2 separate regions of the Homo sapiens genome follow, and region 1 is linked to region 2. A link is a contact called in ENCODE Hi-C data. All regions are on one chromosome and are shown on one strand. Each heading gives the region's core, a stretch centred on a gene start or an enhancer-like site at or near the end of the contact. The rest is flanking DNA. Distances are from core to core; before and after follow the strand shown.

Evidence for each region. Hi-C counts contacts between places; a loop is a spot of excess contacts on that map.
Region 1: a loop to region 2 is called in a map with no recorded cell type, with 8 times the contacts of the local background. The contact joins the enhancer-like site here to the promoter of POMC in region 2. A Hi-C loop is called at or near these places in 1 of 37 single-sample maps with no recorded cell type.

The regions. Positions count from the first base shown.
Region 1 is chr2:25,817,770-25,824,813 of GRCh38, reverse strand. The region is part of intron 3 of ASXL2 (ASXL transcriptional regulator 2); the gene reads left to right. It also overlaps the pseudogene PTGES3P2. Among named protein-coding and RNA genes, the nearest start is that of ASXL2, 57 kb to the left of the region's middle. RefSeq lists enhancers at 2,381-2,440, 7,005-7,044. Within about 2 kb of position 2,478, at least 15 of the 41 ENCODE cell types and tissues checked have a DNase peak (open chromatin) inside an H3K27ac peak, as active enhancers do.
Region 2 is chr2:25,165,074-25,170,208 of GRCh38, reverse strand. POMC (proopiomelanocortin) reads left to right here and starts at 1,629. Exons shown (of 3, transcript NM_000939.4): 1 at 1,629-1,711. RefSeq lists cis regulatory regions at 1,327-1,352, 1,353-1,526, 1,592-1,604, an enhancer at 1,513-1,532 and a promoter at 943-1,755.

The DNA.
Region 1 (7,044 bases), core at 1,229-3,728, 650 kb before region 2:
AATTAGACATCATTAGTTACCGGAAAAGTTACCAGTTAATTTTGGGAAGAGATCTCTTTTTAAAAAAATACATAATTAGGAAACATTAAGAATCATAATTTTGCTACAAGTGCTACTGCATTTACAGTTGAATATACTGTTATTTGTAAACCACGGGGTTGGAGACTGACAAATTAGAAAACAAGCTCTAAACCTGAGTTTCTGATTTTGTTCGATTCTTGAATTGATAGCAAAATTGCAAATATGGCTAACAGTTTTTAGATAGTGTACATTTTAAACTTCTATCTATTTGCTGAATTTTTCTGGAGGCAAATTGTGTGTGTGTGTGTGTGTGTACGTGCACACTAGTAAAGAGACTGTCATTTGGCTCAGCTCAGCTCCAGTTCAGTTATTTTTACATTAAAATGTAAGAATGAGTACTTCTTTCTTATGGAAACTTCCACTTCATCTTTTATACCACCTGCACATACTACCGTGTTGCTATATGATAGGTCCTTTGTAAATATTAAATGAATGAGAAATCAAGACAGCTTCTTTTCCATATTTTTTTTCCTGAGTTTATGGAGTTTTAGTATTATTATTTGATTTTATATTTGTATTTTTTTCTTTTATATTGAAACCTTTAGTTCAAAACAGCATTATAAATGTATCCTTTCAGTACATAAACATAGTTTCAAATTATTAATTTCAGCATAACTACTAATTATTGCTATATATATTTTAGAGGAGGACAACACATTTAGTTTTATTTCAATCAAATCACAACACTTTCTTTTCCAATTGCTGCAAAGTGCATCTACAATATTCTATTACAGATCCACTTTAAAAAGGTTTCCTATGACATTACAGCAAGCCTCTTTTTTCAAACAGAGAAATAATCCCAAATTTTTCCTCAATTAAAAATAAAAACTCCATTCCAGTAAGTGGTAAATACATAAAAATTACAGTAAGCCAGACACTTAAAAGGACAGCCAAGAAGTCTTCCAACAGTTTATTAGAAAGAATGTGGACATCAAGAAAAATCCCCACTGTCATGAACATAAATTGAGGTTTTAAGCCCTGGTATAAGCTGAAAAAAAAAAAAAGAAAGAAATCCAATACTGTATTAAACGTTTTTCACTCATTTGCCATACTGACAGTGCAGATACAAATCTGGTCTAAATGTACAGACTCTTAAACAAACAACAATGTACAGCTTTCTTCATCTTCCGTGCTAAGAGATGTAAAAACACCTAAGGGTCAAACAATACCAAATATACAGGCTTCAAAAACCATCTAAATTAGGGCATTCTCTAGTTTTAGCTAAGATACATGTGAATACTGACAAGTAATCACTTATATAGAATAATGTGAAGTAAATATTTTGAAAAATAAACTTGGAACAATCCTGAAGGATAACACCAGAGGAATAGCAGGTTACCAGTAAGGTGTCAGCCAATTTGTTCCAGCCATTTTTGAATCCATGTTCTATAATCTAAAATTTAGTTCTCTTTCCGTAAGCTGAGAGCTTCCTATCATGTCAGTATCTATGTTATGAAGAAAAGGAGACTTAGGTGGTGAGATGTTTTTATTTATCACAACTGCTGCATCAATTGCCTAGGACCTCACTCAACAGCTTCATGAAAATCTAGGAAATGTTCATGCATAAGGTTATTGCCTTAGCTGACTTAAAATTGCCCCATACAATGGTACATATCAACCCTTAGTGAAGCCTTTTAAAAAAACAAGCAGGCTGAAAAATGGGTCAAAGTAGGCAAATACAGCATCTGCCTTTAGAGCTGTCAACTTAGGAATTCTCTCAATTGTGAAATCTTGCAGAGAAGTTATTTTTCTTTCCCAAAATCCAGGTGATGACAGTATTCCTTACTCCCGATCTGGCATTTTTTCATCATCGCTGTCTTGTGAATCATCACCTGCTCCATCTACTTCTGGTCAATCTGCATCCTCTTCACCACCCATGTTGTTCATCATCTCAGAGAAACGATCAAAATTAGACCTGTCTTCATCTGAACCATCTTCCCAGTGTTTCCAATTACTGAAGTCCACACTAAGCCAATTGAGTTTTGCCCTTCCTTTTGTTAACCTTGGCTATGACTGGCCAGATTCTCCTTTTCGTAAACAACATACAATTGATCTGTCCGTTTTTTTTATGCTTGGAATCATTAGGATCAATACTGTGAAAAAGATCAACTTCATTTAAATACTTAAAATTATCACTTCCTCTGAGACAACTGAATGTTAAGTTTGGATTTTTCAAAATTTACATGAACATCCTTACTGTGTTCACAGAATTCAGTGAAGACATAGTCCCTTCGATAGTACCACTTTGCAGAAGCAGGCTGCATTGTGAACAGGGCAGGGGGACGGGCGAACAGGTGGGCGGCCCTCTGGCGTCGACTGCTGCTAGGGAGTCGACTTCTCTCCGGTGACGACTCTGCGTTTTCTCCCGGTCGCGGCCTCTTCTCGCTTCCCTCAGGCGATGGCGGCAGCGGCGGGCTCCACCTCGGTCCCCAGAATGCACCGCGCAGAAAGAGCGGCCCCTCCGGTCGGGGAGAAGAGAAAAGTGTAGGAAAAGGGGCCCGAGGACTTACTGTTAAATTTTTATGTAGAGAAAACCTTGCAGAGTAAAGAGTTACTTTTACCTTTTATTATCTACAAGTTTCTTTTACCTTTTATTATCATTTTTGGGCTTTCAAAATTTCTGTGTGAAGGTGGAAGATGAATTCTTCTCGCCAACTCAATTTTTAGTATTAATGTTGATAGGCTTCTTGCCAGTGAGATTCAGTCCATTAAATCTTTAGTTCGCCAGATAACCTGAATTACTTGCAACTCATTGCATCATAAGCAGGAGTTGTTCTAGGAGTGTCAGTGGCATTATTGTACTCTTTACATGGTAGATCAGTTTGTGCCATATTGAATCCATTCATTAGTGTCCGTCCATCATAGTGCAGGTCCAGAAACAGCAGAAAGATGAACACTCTAAATAAAGCAGAGAGACATAAGTTGCCCCAGTGTTTTCATTTTCTTGCTGCTTCTTATTTGATAAGTGGATATTTATGGTGTTTGTTTTGGAATGGTTTTCTTTTCCTTTGGTTAGTCAAGTGATCAAGTGCTTTGTTTTCTGGATACATTTTGTTTTATTTGACCCTGGGACCCTGGGAGAATATATACGTGTTCATAGAAAATATGGGAACAGGCCAGGCAGTGGCTCATGTTTCAACGGTGGTTCACCATGTTGGTCAGGCTGGTTTCCAACTCCTGACCTCGAGTGATCTGCTCGCTGTGGCCTCCCAAAGTGCTGGGATTATAGGCGTGAGCCACCACGCCCAGCCCCGCATATTTTTTTAAAAACAACTTTATTGAGGTGTAGTTTACATGCCATAAACTCCAAATTCCACCTCATTTTCCTTTTTTTTTTTCCCTCCTTTCCTTTCCCTTTCCCCTTTTTCTTTCTTTCCTGACAGGGTCTTGCTCTGTCACCCAGGCTGGAGTGCAGTGGTACAGTCATAGCTCACTGCAGCCTTGAACTCCTGGGCACAAGGGATCCTCTCATCTCAGCTTCTGGAGTAGTTGGGACTATGGGAACACACCACCACACCTGGCTATTTATTTATTTTTTTGATTTTTTCTTTTTGAGACGGAGTCTTGCTCTTGTTGCCCAGACTGGAGTGCAGTGGCGCGATCTTGGCTCACTGCAACCTCCATCTCCCGGGTTCAAGCTGTTCTCCTGCCTCAGCCTCCTGAGTAGCTGGGATTATGGGCATGTGCCTCCATGCCCGGCTAATTTTGTGTTTTTAGTAGAGACGGGGTTTCTCCATGGGATTTCTCCATGTTGGTCAGGCTGGTCTCGAACTCCTGACCTCAGGTGATCCGCCCGCCTAGGCCTCCCAGTGTGCTAGGATTACAGGCGTGAGCCACCGCGCCTGGCCTGATTTCTTAATTTTTACATTTTTTGTAGAGACAAGTTCTCCATATGTTTCCCAGGCTGGTCTCAAATTTCCGGGCTCAAGCGATCCTCCCACCTCAGCCTCCCAAAGTGTTAGGATTTTGGGCCAGTCACCACACCAGGCCAGAAACTCCACCTGTTTTCAGTGCACAGTTCAATGGTTTTAAGTAAATTTACTGAGTTGTGCTATTATCACCATAATCCGGTTTTAGAATGTTTTCATCACTCCAGTGAGATCTCTCATACTGGATACGGGTAATGCTGGCTCCTCCTAACAGCCTGTAATCTACTTTCTGTCTCTGTAAGTTTGGCCATATCTGGACATTCATATAAATGGAATCATATAATATGTAATCATAAACTCCAAATTCCATCATGTTTGTAGCATTGATCAGTACTTCTTTCTTTTCATTGGTCCAAATTGTTGTATAGACTTTTCTCATATACTTACTTTTTTAAAAATCATATACATTTATTTAACTTTATATGGTATATTGCAGACTTAGAAAAGTTGCAAAGGTAGTACAAAGAATTCTTATATAAACTTTATCTGGATTCTCCAGATGTTAACATCTGTCTAATTTGTGTTTCTGAGATGTCTGAGGATAAATTGTAGACATAATGCCCCATTCACTTTTAAATACTTCAGAGTAGGCTTGATGCAGTGGTTCACACCTATAATCTCAGCACTTCGGGAGCTGAGGTGGGAGGATTGCTTGAGTGCAGGAGTTCAAGACCAACCTGGGCAACAAAGCGAGCCCGTCTCTATACAATAATAAAATAAAATAATTAGCCAGGTATCGTGGTGCACACTTGTAGTCCCAACTACTCTAGAGGTGGAGGCAGGAGAATTAAATTTGAGCCCAGGAGTTCAAGGCTGCAGTGAGCTATGATTGCACCACTGCACTCTAGCCTGGGGGACAGAGCAAGATCCTGTCTAAAAATAAATAAATAAATAAATAAGTCAGTCAAGCAAGCAAACTTCAGAATATATTTTCTAAAGGCAAGTACATTCTTTAACTACAGGGTAAAATAGTTAATAGGAAATCTACATTGGCACAATATTATCTAATCAGACTTTATCCAGATTTGGTAATTCTCCCACTGATGTCCTAATCCAGGATCACATGTTGTATTTGCATTTAGTTTTCATGTATCTTTACTCTTCTTTAATCTGGAATTGTACTTCAGTCTTTATCTTTCATGACTAGACATTTTTTTTAGTGCAGGCCAGCTGTTTTGCAGATTGTTTCTCAATTTTTATTTCTGCTGTTTAATTATGATTAGATTTAAGTTGTGCAGTTTTGGCAGGAGTGTCACAGGATCGATAGGACATTTTTACCATAATATATCTGGATTCCATGATTTCAGTGTACCACAGTATTAGTGATGGTAACTGTGATTACTTGGTTTATGCAATGTCTACTGTTTCTTCACTGTAAAGATACCATTTTTCCCCTTTGTAATTAGTAAGTATTTTGGGGTGAAGATACTCTGAGACTCTGTAAACATCTTGTTTCTCATTGTACCTTTGCCCACTAATTTTAGCATGTTATTAATCTATTGCTGCTTAACAATATTATCACAGATTTAGCAGCTTAAAACAGTGCATTTATTATCTCAGTTTCTATGTGTCAGGAGTCTGAGCACGGCTTTACCTGATCCTCGGCAATGCAGCAGAGCGTTGGTCAGGGCTGAGTTTTTACCTGAAGACTTGATTGGGGAATGATCAGCTTCCAAGCTCATGTGGTTGTTGGAAAGATTCAATCCTTGTGGGTTATCAGATTGAGGGTCTGGATTCTTAGCTGGCATTTGGCTAGAGGCTGTCCTGAGTTCTGTGGCCTTCCCCAACATGGCCACATGCTTCCTCAAAGCCAGCAAGGAAGAGTCATCAAGCGAGGACACTGCAGTCATATGTGAAATAGTCACTTATGTGAGACCCTTTACCTTTGTTCTTTTTTGATTATTAGAAGCTGATTACAGGCCCTACCCACACTACAGGGGAAGGAATTATGTAGGGCCATGAGTACACAAAGCAGGGATTACTGGAAGCCTTTTTAGGTCTGTCTACCACAGCATCCACTAATCTTACCTGAAACTTCCTATCACTGTTGCCGCATATGGTGATTTTCTAATTCTGTCAATCTTGGTATATATATATATTTTTTGTTGGAATTTTACTGTGAGGAATTCTCCCCCACTCGTTGATTTGTTCATTTATTCTTAGCATGACCTCATGGATTCTTATTCTTTGGGTTATTTCTGCTATAGTCATTTATTGCTTTAGGGTAAGTAGCAATTTAATTCCTCCAAGAACAGCATTTAGAGAAGTCTTTAGCATGGGTTTCTCTTTTTTTGAGATGAGCTCTCACTCAGTCGCCCAGGCTGGAGTACAGTGGCATGATCTCGGCTTACTGCAACCTCTACCTCCCAGGTTCAAGCAGTTCTCCTGCCTCAGCCTCCCGAGTAGCTGGGATTACAGGTGCCCGCCACCATGCCCAGCTAAGTTTTTTGTATTTTTAGTAGAGACGGGGTTTCGCCATTTTGGCCAGGCTGATCTCGATCTCCTGACATCAAGTGATCCACCTGTCTTGGCCTCCCAAAGTGCTGGAATTACAGGCGTGAGCCACTGCGTGGCCCAGCATGGATTTTTAAACAGGATTTGAGGTATAGTAAGTCATTGGTCAAATATACTCTAAATGAAAGATAAATTTTAACAGGTGAGCCATTCTATCATAGGTTTGCAAAGCCTTTGAAATTCTATTTGAAAATATACTTTGATGTAACAGACTTTCAAGTTACCATCAAAATGCTGAAAATGCTTTTATATTAATGTGTTTTAAGTGAAGAGCTAATTTTTCCCCTAAAAATCATTACCATGTAACTTAAATGATTAAAAGTTTTGGTGATATGATCTAAATATACTCATTCTAAAACCACTAGTTTTCTCAGCTTCATCTTTGGCTTGTCTCTTGATCTTTGAATGTTATGTATAGGCATCCCCTTCTTTGTATTTGTGGGCATCTGGGGTTCTCACTCTCTGTCAGTGTATCATCTTGTACTTGGTGAACAAGTACCTTGCTATTCAGTGTGTCTTT
Region 2 (5,135 bases), core at 380-2,879:
TTGGGTCCATTTGGATTTTTCCTGGTTTGTTTTATCTGCTGCCACCAGCAGCCTCCTGAAGTTACAAAAATAACACAAAGTAAAATAAGGCAAAACCACCATCTGCTTGAAAGAGTTTACAAACCTGATGGTGGTCGTGGGGTGGATGGAAGATTAAAAAAATGGGGACAGAAGTGAATTAGTGCAAGCCACTTGCACTGACAAGATGGGGATGGACTTCTGTGGAAGGCAGAGGAGGTCATGCCTCATGCCCCTGGTAGGAAAAGTGGCCAAAGAGGGCTTCAGAGAACAGGGGCTGATGGATGGGCTACATCTTGATGTGAGTCAAGCTCCTGGATGGCTGGAGAGAGGAAGGATGTTCTAGTTGGGGGAACAGCTTGGACAATGGAGACCCAAGAAAGCCATGTTCTAGCAGTGTGAATGTTGTGGATGCTGAAGTGCCAGGATGCAAGGTGGAGAACTGGGAAATGGCCCTGGAAAGGGGCCAAAGCCGGGTGATGAAGCACCTTGTCTACTGTGACGGAGCTTGGATCTCTCTTGTGGTCCAAAGGGAAAGGATTGCTGAATGTAAAGCCAATGTCACCAGAAAAGCTGAATCCACAAGAGAGTCCTGGAGTCCAAAAGAGCATCTCATGGGGAATCAGGAAAGTTCTGGCATTTGGCAGATTAAGCAAGTGTCTTGATTTGAAGTCCAGTTTAGTCCCAATACTCCCTCCCACACCCACCACATCGCACAATTTGGTTTTGTTTATTTACTCCAGGTTAAGGTAGAGTCTCTTAGCTTGGTTTGAGTGCTGTACTCTTCTCTCTGGTCTGATATTTGGAACTAAAGCCAAGCCAGAACTCCAGGGCCAAGGGGGATGTTGAAAATTGTCTGAGTCCCCAGACCACCCTGCCAGCTCATGGCAAAGGGAGGGATCAGAGGCCACAGGGAAAGCACTTCAGCTGCTCTTCACAGCATCACCCTCTCCCCATTTAATGGTTTAGGTTAACAGGACTTTTTCCTTGAGGCTTGGGACACGGAAGGGAGCCTCCCCTAAACCAGGCCCTTGGAGAGCAGGCCCCAGGGGAGCAGTGCAACTCACCTTCACACCCACAAGACGGCTCCTGACTTCTGCTCCCTCCTCCCCTCCCCAAAGTGGAACAGAGAGAATATGATTCCCCACGACTTCCACATCACAGTTTCCAAACAATGGGGAAATCGGAGGCCTCCCCGTGTGCAGACGGTGATATTTACCGCCAAATGCGAACCAGGCAGATGCCAGCCCCAGCACGCACGCAGGTAACTTCACCCTCGCCTCAACGACCTCAGAGGCTGCCCGGCCTGCCCCACACGGGGGTGCTAAGCCTCCCGCCCGTTCTAAGCGGAGACCCAACGCCATCCATAATTAAGTTCTTCCTGAGGGCGAGCGGCCAGGTGCGCCTTCGGCAGGACAGTGCTAATTCCAGCCCCTTTCCAGCGCGTCTCCCCGCGCTCGTCCCCCGTCTGGAAGCCCCCCTCCCACGCCCCGCGGCCCCCCTTCCCCTGGCCCGGGGAGCTGCTCCTTGTGCTGCCGGGAAGGTCAAAGTCCCGCGCCCACCAGGAGAGCTCGGCAAGTATATAAGGACAGAGGAGCGCGGGACCAAGCGGCGGCGAAGGAGGGGAAGAAGAGCCGCGACCGAGAGAGGCCGCCGAGCGTCCCCGCCCTCAGAGAGCAGCCTCCCGAGACAGGTAAGGGCGCAGCGTGGGGGACCCGTGCTCTTTCCCCGGGATCCCCTGTCCCCGTCCTCGCGATGCAGTCGGCCGGCTCCGGCTCCGAAGGCGGACCTGGGCGCCTCTGGCTCTCCGCGGTCCCGAGTTCTCGACAAACTTTCTGCGCCGACTGCGGCATGAGAAGCCGCCAGTAGCTGAGCTGGAGGGCCCACGTCCGGCCCCTGGGCGGACGGCCGCGAAGCTGCAGGCGCTGTCTCCAGGGAGCCGGCGGCCTCCTCTCCCCCAGGGGCTCGCGGCGGTCCGGAGGCTCCGAGAGCTTGCTAGGAGGTCTTGGGACAACCCGGTCTTTTTTTTTTTTTTTGAGACGGAGTTTCGCTCTTGTTGCCCATGCTGGAGAGCAAAGGGGTGATCTCTGCTCACCGCAACCTTCGCCTCCCGGGTTCAAGCGATTCTCCTGCTTCAGCCTCCCGAGTAGCTGGGATTACAGGCATGCGCCACCACGCCCGGCTAATTTTTGTATTTTTAGTAGAGACGGAGTTTCTCCATGTTGGTCAGGCTGGTCTCAAACTCCCGACAACAGGTGATCCGCCCGCCTTGGCCCCCCAAAGTTCTGGCATTACAGGCGCGAGCCACCGCCCCCGGCCAGCCCGGTCTTTTAGTATCTCTTGCTCCCAGTTTCCAGGATAGGTGTCACATCTTGAAAGTCAAATTCCATACACGCTATCGCAAATTAATGTTGGAAACGGGGCAGCAGAGAAAAGGATAAAAGTCATAATGAACGCCCTGCCTTCCGGATTTTTTCGGATTCAGACCCCTGAATCCTTGTTTCCTTGCCCACCTTAGCGCACCCGAGGTGGCCGCGCTATGATAATTACATGATAACTGGGTCAATTACAATGCAGAATAGTTGGGTCTCTTCTCTCCAAGACCTAGCTGGGGTTAAAAACAGGTGGCCGGGGCGGGAGCTGTCCTAGATCCTGAAACGCACTGTCTAGTTTCGGATGCCCTCAACAGAACCGGGGTGGACGGTTTATGGCGCAGATCCTGGGTTGAGGGCACGGGCAGCCATTTGGAATGATCAAGGCTCAGGTAAGGGGCGTTTCCAGCGAAGGAGAGACAGTCCACTTGGCATTTGGATTCCCCAAATTCTTCATGTTTAAATGGGGCAGGGAGGGTTCTTACAGAATGGCTGGAAGGAGCCAAGGAAAATAAAAGTGTGTGTGGATTTTTTTTGTGTGTGTGTCAGTTTATAAACTCTGCACAGATTATGGCCACTTTAATGACTTACTGTTCCTTTGATGCTTTTGTTATAGGACTCGATGCATGTATGTCATGGTGTAAGGACAAAACTCGGCCCCTGTGCTCCTCTAATCTTTACAAAAGGTCATGGCCAGCGTGCAGTTTTACAGTAACAAGCAAAATGATTTGTTGAGCTCATAGAGAGCCCCTCACACCTATGAAGTTCTAATAAGTGTAGTTCTACTATAAAGTTAATCTCAGGATGAGCAAATTTCAAGTTTCTATTTTTCCAGAGCTTTCCATTTTTGGATTATAATACTTTCCCTACTTAAAAAAGCACAACATTTGATATTTCCCCAATAATTTGTTGCTTTAAAAATGACACAAAAGGTACTATTTGTTCATTGTAGAGAACTGAAAATACACATAAGCAAATACACATACACATAAGCAAAATATACAATACAAACACAAGACCATCTTTCAGGGAAGAATCTGAAGTTTTAGCAATAGCAGCCATCTAACCAGTTTAGCAACAGAATATAAGCTCTGAGAGGGTGGGAGTGAATATGTTACCACATTGTACAACACAGCACATAGGGCATAAGGAGGGGAAATGCTCTCTGGGGCTTTCCAGGAAGGCCTGAAGTCATTGCTTCTAGCAAATGGAAATCACTCCAGAGTAGTTATCTTTGACAAGAATTGAAATATAATTGAGGGAACTATCAGACCTGTAAGATTTTGTTTTTTCCTTTACTAATATGTTACTTTACATTTGCATTTGGTGACATACGTAACTACCATTTTTCTGTGACTGTAACATCTGGGCATTTTTCAGAGCTAAATGTGCTATGGTCAACTTGGAGCTTTAATCTAATTGCCTGGTCCACCAAGTTCTGGCTGTGTACTTGAATAGATCACTGGCAGGGTACAATGGGAACAGCCTGTCCCTTGGAGCCAGGAGAGGACACCAAGGTTGACCAAAGCTCGTTCAGTTGCCCCTTTAGCCGAAGCGCACCTGGGCCAGTCACTGGCTGCCAGTGCCATCTAATGGCTGCTCTGAAAATGCTCAGCCTTGCCCGGCAACCCTTCAGAAGCTAGCACCGTGCAGGCCCAGCGCCTGGGGAATAGGGCGAGGGTGGGGTAGAGAGAAGGAAGTGGCCTCCTGAAGTAGAAATCAGCGCTTCAGAGGACTTTCACTTCCAAAGCCTCCCCTATATAAAAAAGATTTGGCCCACGCCTCCCCAAATGAGAGATTTATTTTAGGCAAACTTATTTTAAAATGCCAGCGTTCATTAGGAGTGACAAGACACTTAGTCATCCACGCTTTAATGTGAATTACTTTTCTCATCTAATTACATTTCTTTCTAGCAGCTGGCTGAGAAGATCTTCTGAAATCCAAAATGATTGTAGGGTTGGCGGTGAGCTGATCTCCGGCCTCGAGGTGGCTTCAGGGGGCCCACCTGGTTAAGGGAAATTTGGCAGTGCGAGGGTAGTGCTGGAGAGAGGGGTGGGTACAGGGGGCTAGGGGCACCATGGATGCCCCCTCCTTACTGTCCCCTGGTGTCTTGACCTCAGCTTCTGCCCACAGGCACTTGCTGGATTCTCCAAAAGTATCTGCAGTGGCTGTTCCACCAGGAGGTAATTCCCTTCTGGTCTCTTTCCCCTCCACATCTGCATCCTCTTCAAATCCTGCCATTTCAGACCACATTTGAGAGCTCTAGAGAACAAGACATCTGACACGTGACGTGTCCAGAAGATGAGCCAGATTTCAAAGAACTGAGATCTGCTTTAAAAACGAAGCTCTCCAAAGTTACTGGAGTCTGGGTAATAGTGATCACCAGAGTAATTTGTGTGCAGGACATCAAATCAGGCTGCTCGAAATGCTGCCTAAATTGGCCAGTGGTTTTATTTGCTTTTCTGTCAACCTAATATTCATAGGAAATAGAGTTTCAGAGGAATGATAGGATCCTGGTGGAATAAAAAGGGAAAAGACCATCTTGAGCAGGAGTTTCAGGGTCCTCCGTTTTTCCCAAGTTACTTTCACTCCTGAGATCTTGCATGTTAGAACTACAGCTTAATGTAGTGAAATAGGAAAGTTCTCTGTTAGGAGCTTAGCCTTACCTTGTCATGGACATTAAAGTAATTGTCTCTCTTTGGGCTTCAATTTTCCCATCTCTCATGGGAAGGGCTGAACCAAGCA